2 separate regions of the Homo sapiens genome follow, and region 2 is linked to region 1. Evidence: chromatin contacts called from ENCODE Hi-C or POLR2A ChIA-PET data. All regions are on one chromosome and are shown on one strand. Each heading gives the region's core, a stretch centred on a gene start or an enhancer-like site at or near the end of the contact. The rest is flanking DNA. Distances are from core to core; before and after follow the strand shown. Region 1 overlaps DDX10 (DEAD-box helicase 10). Region 2 overlaps DDX10 (DEAD-box helicase 10).

Region 1 (5,094 bases), core at 1,831-4,330:
TCTTTATAAGGAAAAAAGAGAAGATGCAAACCACAAAAGAATTTGTCCAAAAGAAGGTGTTCTCGGAAGGATAAAAGGTTTCTTGCTTGGGACAGGCAGAACAATGTTACAAGACAAAGATAACCACAGATTAGGAGGGGAAAACAATCCTATAATGGCTTACTCATATAATAAAGGGGTTGTTTAGTCATTCAAAAACATCTTTCTCTGAACTATCAGGCATAACACGTCTGTAGATCTAAAGCTGACAGTGAAAAGGAAGAAAGAGAATAGATTGTAACTTTTGTTCCCAAGGGGACAGAGGCAACATACTCATTTTTGATAAATATCATCCTACTTATGGACAAAATGTCAAGTTTTTCTCAAACTTGACCTTCAGACAATTAAGACATCCTTGTCTACCCACCTGGAAAAACAATATACCATGACTCAATTTTTTACTCTAATAAAAGGGCCACTTAGTCCAAATTTAAATACCATATTACCCTAACACAAGATGACAATGCAAAATTTGCTGATCTTGCACTGATTCATGTGACAGTCATACACAATTGTGTGAGCACTCAGGATGATTTAAATATGAATTATGCCCATGATGTTTATTCTATAAACACTCACAGATTTTATTCCAGGCCTCCTCCTGAGCAGTGGCTCCTGATCTCAAGTCACAACACAGCCCATATTTAACGAGGGTAATTCCTAGTTTTCAGAAGTCTTTATAAGATGAGAGCAGAAGAGGTGGGAGGAGTGGGAAAGTGAAAGAATGGAAGGGAAAGAGAATGACCGTGAGAGAAAGGGAAATGGGAGGGGGGGGGAACGGAAATTAGCATCCATATTTTTAAGAAAACATATTTGTATCTGCACCAAAAAACACTGCTATAGAGAAATATTATCAAATATTTTCACAAATTCAAACACAAACACACATCCCACTGGGTGCCACAATTCACTTACAAACTCTTCTAAAAGAAACAAATGATACTAGTGCCAGAAATAATAAAAGTCAGTTGAGAAGCTAGCACACTGAACCAAAATGGACTCCTATTTTTGCTGTTAAAACAAGTTTGTTTTGCAAACCAAAGCTGTCTAAACCTGGGGAGAATATTATCTCAAAGTATCCCTGATTTTGTGGAACTTAAAATACTTTTTATAAACTACACCCGCATCCTTCCACCCCCCTACACAAACTTACATAAGTGCTAATTTCAAGGGAATGAGGGCTGTTTTCTTAAGTATTTTATGCTTGTATCAATTTGCTTTTCTCTGAAATAGCCAAACATAGTAAAGAAAATGCTTGTTTTATAGACAGGAAGATAGAACACAATGATCTTAAAGGATATTCAATGCAAATAACGACTTAATGGAAAATTAATTATGTAAAATTGACTTTGAATACAATTAGTCATCAATCTCTTCTATGTATTTGTGATTTATCTTGATATAATATTGTACCATTGTTTGGTATCCACAGAAACAACTGAGAAGATGAGTTTAAAAACATACAGAACAAAAGTAAGAATCAAGATTACTGCAAGATAGTTAACTCATAAGGCAAATTCAGAATGTCGCAATGAATGTCATTTTTGTAAATTGCTACTAGCAATGCAATCATTTGTTAACTTAAATTTCTTTGTAACTCACTGAAACTCCTTTATACATAAACAAGGTGGAGGCATTCACCCTATCAAAGCTTAATTTTTTTTTTTTGAGGCAGAATTTCGCTCTTGTGGCCCAGGCTGGAGTGCAATGGCATGAACTTGGCTCACCACAACCTCCACCTCCACGGTTCAAGCGATTCTCCTGCCTCAGCCTCCCGAGTATCTGGCATTACAGGCATGTGACACCACTCCCGGCTAGTTTTGTATTTTTAGTAGAGATGGGGTTTCTCCATGTTGGTCAGGCTGGTCTCAGAACCCCCTACCTCAGGTGATACACCCACCTCGGCCTGCCAAAGTGCTGGGATTGAGGCGTGAGCCAACGCGCCCAGCCCAAAGCTCAATTTCTTAAATTCGTGGGACTGGTAAGGAGGAGGATGGAGTTGGGGTGTGGGCAAATGGATGGGTACAAAGGAAGCAGAGCTGAAATTTGTTTTTAATTCTAGAGCAGTGGAAGGAAAAGATATTTCTTTCTTTTCTCACTGCTAGGGTGACCAGTAGAGTATGCTGGAAAGAAAAGGGGATGAATCAAATGCAATGAGGCATTACATTATAATTCAGATTTTTCTACCAGCAGGAGCTTATGTGTTCCAGAGTTCCAAGCCCCCAGCAGAGGGCAGGATGCCCTTTCCCATAGAAGCTGAAGGCATCTTTGAGTTATAATTAAAGTGATCATACCTGGGTTTGCCCAGGACAGTTGTTTTGGTACAATTAGTCACTGCAACCCCTTTCACTCACCTAAGTGTCATGCTTGTATGGTACATGGGCAGCCTAAGTGATAATGGAAATCAACCACAGTATAGAACATCTTTTCTATGGAGAAAAAAAAAATGCTCCAGTTTACATATGAACTTGGACACAAAGTGTATAATTAGAGATTGTCCATGTGTGCTAATATCTATCTGGGTCCAGTAACATTGCTTTCTAGCCCTCCCCCTCTTTATTTTGTTTTACTGTTCTGCCTCTGAAAGGATTCTGAAACATCCCTAGAGTTATTATGCCTTTCAATAAACAATATGCTATAATTCTTCAATTTTGACACTATTTTGGAAGTGTCACAGTGAAAACAAGAAACTGTATTAAAGAGTTACTGCTTCTTTCACTCGATAAATACTCAGTACCTACTGTTTGTTCGTATCGGTCTAGGCACTGGTGATTCAGCAGTGAACAGAACAAAGTCCCTGTTCTGAGTTTCCCATTCTAGTGACAGTAAAAACAAGCAACAACAAACTAGTATGTATTTATATATTGCCTGGTAGAGAGAAGTACTATGGAGAAAAATATATCAAGGTAAGAGAATACAGGATAAGAGGAGGTTGCTATTTTGCATCAGGAAATCAGTGAATGCTTCTCTAGTAAAGTTATGTTTTAGCAGAAATCTGGAGACAGTAAGGAAACAAATCACATAGCTATGTGGTGATACCAAGAGCGAAGGCCAGAATCTGCTTAGTGCATTTGAGGAGTAATTAGACAGTCTAAAGTTAAGAGAGTTAGTGACAGAACAGTGGGAAATAAGACCAGAGAAGGAGCTGGAAGCTAGATCACATGTGAACTTTGTAGCTTTTGTGACAAAGTAGACAGGGAAACTCTTAAAGGATGGGGGTCTGAACAGAATTATAATATGCGACTTACTTTTAAAGGCTCATTCTGGCCACTATAATTCAGAATAAACTGGGGATAGAAGAGTGGGAGGATAAGAGAAAGAAGACTAGCAGACTAGTTAGAAGACTGTTACAATTAGTAATTCATGTTACAGATTATGGTGACTTGGATGATAGGGATAGCAGGAGTGTTAAAAAGTGGTTAAACTCTGGATCTATTTTTAATAAAGTTTTTATTTTTAAATAACTGTAGATTTACAAGAAACTTTCAAAGATAGTACAGAATTCCCATATACCCCTTACGCAGATTTCTCCTATTGTAATTTTATAGTCCATTTCTCCCAACCAAGAAACCAACACTGGTATATTACTATTAACTAAACTCCAGATGTTATATGGACTTCACCAAATTTTCTCATCTACTTTTAAGATAAAGTCAAATAGGATTTACTAATAAATTGTGGTGGAGTATAAGAATGAAAGAAGTGAAGGCTATCTCTAGGGTTTCTCCTGAGCAAGTGAAAGAATGAAGTTCTTCCATTTCAGCCTTCTCCTAATTCATATCCACATTTTACCATAATTTTCTATAATGAAAGTAAAAATCTCTACTGCCAAAATTTCAGTTAAAATCTTAAAAAATGAACACATTGCAGAAAGCATTATTTTGAGTCAGTATCGATATACTGACTCATAAAAGTTTGAACATATCAAACTTTGCTTGTCAAAAAAAAGATTTTGAAGTTTACTTGTAAACATGAATAATCCACAGTCTGCTCAGACTGAAATTTACAGCAAGACTTATGCATTTAATGAATTTTAGAAGGGTAAGAAATTCCCCCAAAATAAAATGTTAATGAAAGCTTATCAATAAAAATGCAGAATAATCTGCATCAAAATGGAAGACTCAGTCACATCTGTAACAATTCACAATTGACAAAAGACCTGCTGACATGTCTTATTTCAAATATGTTTCTGAAGTTCAAATATCAGTATTTTTAGATTTCAACGTTAAACAATGAAAAATGCTTTCTCAATTCAGCTCCTTTCAAAGAGAAGATGAGTGATGAAAACGAGCATAAGCCATGACAGAGCATAATGGCAATCTTATGCCCTGGCCTTGCCAGGTAAATGGGCTGGAATTTTACAAGATAACTAAAACAAACAAACAAACAAAAAAAAAAACAACGGGTTTAAAAATGAAAGAACCAGAGTTTAGAATTGTGTGCATGGCTTTTAATATACAAGTAAATTCATCAAGCCATTATTTGGGTTTTCCTTTAATTCTTCATCTAACTTCTCCCGCTTCCATGTCCATCCTTATCATTATTTCCTGCCCAGACTTTCAAAAAGGAGAGTTTACCTTAGCTTTTTCTCCTACTCACTGTCAAGCAGTCAGGAAAAAAAAAAAAAAAAGCTTAATTCTTAATTGTGGCTAGGGGATTTACCTCTTTAACCCTCAGTTTTTTCATCTGTATAAACTCAATAGAAAGCTCCTCTTACCTTCATCTCAAGGTTATTATGGGTAATGAATTAAATAACATACGTGAAAGTTATTCACAAACTGCTAGGGAGCTCTGATAGGGTATTATTGTCATATTACAGCACTGCCACAAAGACATAGTTATGTTAGCAACCGACACAAATTCAAGGACTTTTGTTGCCCATATCAGAGAACATTGGCATAGGAAAACATTTGGAATATAACCACAACATACCCCTTTAGCTTTGCCTCTCCATAAAATAATCCACTTTCAACTAACATTAGACCAGTGCCATCAAACTCATTAGAGTATCAACTCAGTGTATCATGAAGCCATCAGTGGATTGTGACCATCATT
Region 2 (5,094 bases), core at 1,405-3,904, 59 kb before region 1:
CCTTTTTTATATTTTATACCTTGCTGACATATAAAACAAGCACTGTGCGAAATAAACAAAACCAAAAACCAGACCCCTGATTCTAGTAGCTTTTGTTGGCTCACTAAAAACAATTCATATCAGACCAACCTTACTGCTTTTAGAGGGTTATTTGACTGGTAAAGCAGGAAAATGAATGCTTTTAGGCTTCCACAAGGCATAGAACACACAATAACCTTGTGGATAACATTGAGACACAGGATCTGAAGACAAAATTAGGAGAAAGCGTAACTAGGTGATTAAGAAGAATCTTTAGTTTCCTAAAAGGTTTATTATTAAAGGTATTTTATAACATCTAGTTCATGGTGCCTGGATCTTATTGTAACTTCGTCTCTATCAAGTTTAACTCAGTATATTTGGAAGATACTGTGACCATGGAACCTTTTATCCCCTTAACTTTACAGGTAACTTCTCTGAAATGTACACATGGCATAATGTAAAAAATATCTACTTTTCTCCCTTCCCTGTTTAATGTTGAAATGACTGCTTTTAAAAATAGTTACTTAACAGTGATTCAAGCACTGTTATTAAATATGTCATTTCCAAAATTCTGGTATAGAGGAAAAGAAAATGGCTTTGGAGTCAGTCTGACCCGATTTAAACCCTGGCAGTTGCCTAAAACTTGGGAAAACTGCTGAACGTCACAGGGTGCCAATTTTTATGTTTGTAAATGTGACTAATATCTACCTCATGGAGAGATTAAATAAGTGATATATGCATGGTAAATGCATTATAAATGTTAACTATAGCTTCTCCAACTCCCCATGGTGGGCATGATCTTACTTTTCTGTTGATGTTAACTGGATTATATTGGTCTTTACCATGTAAGGTGAAAGTCTTTTAACTTGAGATGTCCCCCGACCCCCTGAGATACGGTCTTGCTCAGCCCAGGCTGGAGTACAGGGTGCTATCATGGCTCATGAGAGAACTCCTGGGGAGCTGGGACACTCAGGAAGGGATACTGAATGGGGTAGGGGTCTGGGACAAATGTTGTTGGAGGGAAGAGAGGTTCTGGGTCCCTGTTAGGTTAAGGTCCTCAGCAAGCAACAATAGTCTTTGACGTTTTTATTAAAATTAAGTATATTATTATTAGCCTTATCTCAGGTAAGAACCTTCACTTTGAGAGGCTGAGAAGACAGTTCCTCAAAGGGCAGCCCTGTTCATAAGGAAGGGCTATGCTGAGCTAGAATTTCATGTTTGGCAGAATAGTACTTAATCCAGCATATAACCAAAATCTGAAAAGACAAAGCATATTATTATCACAGTCTACTGTATTTTAAACGTTAAAAACAGCTTTCTTTAAACTACAGAAATTATTATGAAATGGTTAAATTTCAAAATACTGACAATACAAGATGCTGGTGGGGCTGTGGAGCAAAAAGAACTCTCGTTTATTGCTGGTAAGAATGCAAAATGCTACAGCCACTTCGGAAGAGAGTTTAGCAGTTTCTTATAAAACTAAATATACTCCCTACCATGTGATCTAGCTGTCATGCCCTTTGATATTTACCCAAAGGAGCTGAAAACTTATTACCACACAAAATCCTGCTCATGAATATTTATAGCAGCTTTATTCATAATTGCCAAAACTTGGAAGCAGCCAAGATGTCTTTCAATAGATGAACAAACTGTGATACATCCATACAATGGAATATTATTCAGTGATAAAAAGAAATGAGCTATCAAGCCACAAAAAGATATAGCGGAACCTTAAAAATATATTGCTAAGTGAAAGAAGCCAATCTGAAAAGGCTGCATATATGATTCCACCCATATGGCATTCCAGAAAAGGCAAAACTGTGAATACAATAAAAAGACCAGTGGTTGCAAGGGATTCGGAAAGAGAAGGATAGATAGGTGGAGCACAAGGGATTTTGAGGGCAATGAGCTATTCTGTGTGATACTATAATGATGGACACATGACATTATACATTTGTCAAAACCCATAAGATATACAATGCCGAAAGTGAACTCTAATTTGAACTACAGACATTAGTTAATAATAATGTATCAATATTAGTTCATCAATTGTAACAAATTTACCACACTAATGCAAGATGTTACTAATAGGGGAAATTGGAGAGGTAGTGAAGAGAAATATGAAAACTATATTTTTCACTCCATGTTTACTGTAAAAACTAAAATTCCTAGGCAGAAAGTCAATAAAAAGATGTATAGTTTAAAAGAGTTAGTATACCCCCAATACATTATAACTTAATTAAATTGAGCATAAAAACACATTAGATTTTTCTTTTTTTATCCCCAAAGAACTACATGCCCCTTAATACATCACCTGACTTACCTTTCCCATCCTCATTTAGAGTACTCAGACCATCTCAATTCCACTTTTCTGTTCTTATGAGAATTTCAATGCTGGCTCACTCCTTTCTAATGAGTTGCCACTGTATGGACTAGACTAGCAACTGTTTCCTATACTCATCACCTTCTATGAAGTCAGTATCACAATCAGGATAGACACATGGGTAGAATGATGATGAGGTGAAAAGCAGCCAAGGAATCTCCTAACAGGAATACACAGAATTGTACAGTCATGATGATGCTATTAGGGTAAATATTTAAATAATAATTGTCTACGCAAACCATGCTTAGAACACTAGGATGAATCATTCCTTCCTCCCAGAGGTGGCTTGCAATAATTCTTCAGGTCTTGCCTCAGAGAGGGTTCTTCTTAACCATCTTGGCTAAAGTGAACTCTCCCAATTCCTCTCTCATCAGTTATTGTTTTCAAGGCCCTGTCACCACCTCTTGTCTGCTTTTTGTTTACTTCCTTATGGTCTGTCTCTCTTGCTGGAGCGTACGCTCTATGAGGGGCTGGGGTCCAGTATCTCTTCTTTATTGCTCTCTGCCAGTCACATGGTAAACTAGCAGTTTATCAAATGCCTAAATTATGTGACTGTCAAAGGAAAACAGACAGGTAAGGGCATTCCTACACTCCAATTTGGTAACGTGGACTCTCCATCCATATTTTGAATAGGCTATGTTACATGACATTACTGTCACTACATCATTAATTTCAACCAGGCTGTAAGATATTTTTGCAAACTGTTTTGAATATAGGGCCTAGTGCTACCTGGGGACTTAATGAATGACTTCAATGAGGAAAACAAGGAAAAGTAGCTATCCTAGAGGACATTAAGTTTTATTCCTATCAATGTATATACTCATTTACAAACTCCTACCAGTTTTGCTTTTAGTAATTAAAATAATTACTGCACATTAATGACCCTATTCAATGTCATATTTCACTTTCTTTTTACCCTCGTTAGATCTTCACAGTAACTTTGCAAGGTAAAAATTATCTTCCTTTGACTGATGAAGAAAGCTGGGTCACAGAGATTAAGTAACTTGTCAAAGGTCCATAACTTGTAAAAGAAAGATTCAAACTCAGGTCTGTCAAATCCCCAAACCCACAGTTTTCCCCACAAAGCCAAGTAGCCTGCCTTTGTTCTAACAGTCTTAATTTCACAAAACTACTTTCCCTGTTGCAAAGTTGATAATAATACAGCGTGTAGATCAATATTCCAAAACTACAAGCAGTGGTGCATGTGGGCAAGGCATTCAGTCTCTCGGTTCACAGAACCTCATGTAATTCATATCTCACACCTGCTAGAGCAACTATTTTTGTAAAACAGATGCTTCTGAGAACACCCTGCCAGGATCAGGCATAGTTTAAATTTCTATGTATTGATAGAGAAAGGCATAAGGAGAGAGACTGATTCACTGATATATTATTCCATGTAGCGAGAACTCCTAGGGCTTATTCCACTTGAATTTTTAATTCCCTTTCTGGCTTTTAGGACACTTTAGCCAATAAACTTACAAGTGTGGGAAAGAGTGGGGCAAATAACATATTATCACAGAAGAGGAAGGTAATCATTGGTACCTGCCATGAATAGGAAGACCTCTCACTGGTAAACAGCATACTTTAAATGATGTGTGAATTAAATCCAAACAAAACAAGTCAGAATGTCCTTTGTAACCTAGAAACCACACTTCCTGGGCTGCGAGGACACAATAATCAGAACCACTAAACCAAACTTCAAGATGTTCCAGCTGGGCACGGTGGCTCACGCCTATAATCCCTGCACTTTGGGAGGCCAAGGCAGGCAGTTGCCTGAGGTCAAGAGTTCAATACCGGCCTGGCTAACATGGTGAAACCCCTTCTCTACTAAAAATACAAAAAAATTAGCCAGGCATGGTGGCGCACGCCTGTAGTCCCAGCTACTCGGGAGGCTGAGGCAGGAGAATTGCTTCAACCTGGGAGACAGAGGTTGCAGTGAGCTGAGATCACGCCACTGCACTCCAGCCTGGGCAACAGAGGGAGACTCCATCAGAAAAAGAAAAAAAAAAAAAAGTTCCAAGTGCTGTCTGATATGGCTGTGGCCCAAGGCAACATAGAAGAAAAACATCTTCTGGGAAAATCTGTTAACTTCTCTCCTGCTGGATGCAGTGCCTTATAGAAACACAATCTAGTGGAGTGAGCACTAAACTTCCAAGGATGCTGGGGCAGACAGTTCCAATAATTAAGTTATAAAACGGCAACTGAAATTATGGGGGATTCTGTAAGCCTGACTCTGAACAAGAGACTGTGCGGCCAGAAAGTGGCATATGCCTCATTTCAGAGCTCATAACTTCTGTGGCAGCTGCATTTCTTCATGTACAATTAGGGGTGTGCAAGTTTGTATGTGTTAAATTACAAAATAGGGGATTGACATCACTGTACAGCCTATTCAGAAATTTCACAAAAGCAAGGACAAGGGGCTGCTGGAAGAAAGCACACTCCCTTTATTAGACTGTCTGAGCAGCTTTTCAATCTCTTGCTTTTTCTTCTTTCCTTTGGAATGCTAAGTTAAGAAATCAGGTGAACCAAAGACTGATAAAGCTGCAAGGAAGCTAAGGGTGGGTGTCTGGAGGTGGAGAACAGTGAATATGCCCTTAAACAGAAACCCTGAGGTGTCCTTTTACAACATGCTGCTAAACTGGCTGTGGAAAGCTACTGTGAGAGACAAGAATTTAGCGCCTGAGAGCCCAGTT

Evidence for each region. A loop is a pair of places that touch in the nucleus more often than their neighbours do. ChIA-PET counts read pairs that join two places held with the same protein, here RNA polymerase II (POLR2A). Pooled maps may share reads with other maps.
Region 2: a loop to region 1 is called in a map of endothelial cell of umbilical vein, with 2.4 times the contacts of the local background. The contact joins two enhancer-like sites. A Hi-C loop is called at or near these places in 4 of 168 maps with a recorded cell type or tissue (HepG2, IMR-90, PC-3 and 1 more) and 1 of 50 pooled maps. POLR2A ChIA-PET finds 5 or more read pairs at or near these places in 5 of 52 experiments (AG04450, BJ, GM12878 and 2 more).

Annotation. Positions count from the first base shown.
Region 1 is chr11:108,868,542-108,873,635 of GRCh38, reverse strand. All of the region lies in intron 16 of DDX10 (DEAD-box helicase 10), which reads right to left. Among named protein-coding and RNA genes, the nearest start is that of DDX10, 210 kb to the right of the region's middle. Within about 2 kb of position 3,080, at least 2 of the 41 ENCODE cell types and tissues checked have a DNase peak (open chromatin) inside an H3K27ac peak, as active enhancers do; they include endothelial cell of umbilical vein, where a contact is called at or near this core.
Region 2 is chr11:108,926,956-108,932,049 of GRCh38, reverse strand. All of the region lies in intron 17 of DDX10 (DEAD-box helicase 10), which reads right to left. Among named protein-coding and RNA genes, the nearest start is that of DDX10, 260 kb to the right of the region's middle. Within about 2 kb of position 2,654, at least 5 of the 41 ENCODE cell types and tissues checked have a DNase peak (open chromatin) inside an H3K27ac peak, as active enhancers do; they include endothelial cell of umbilical vein, where a contact is called at or near this core.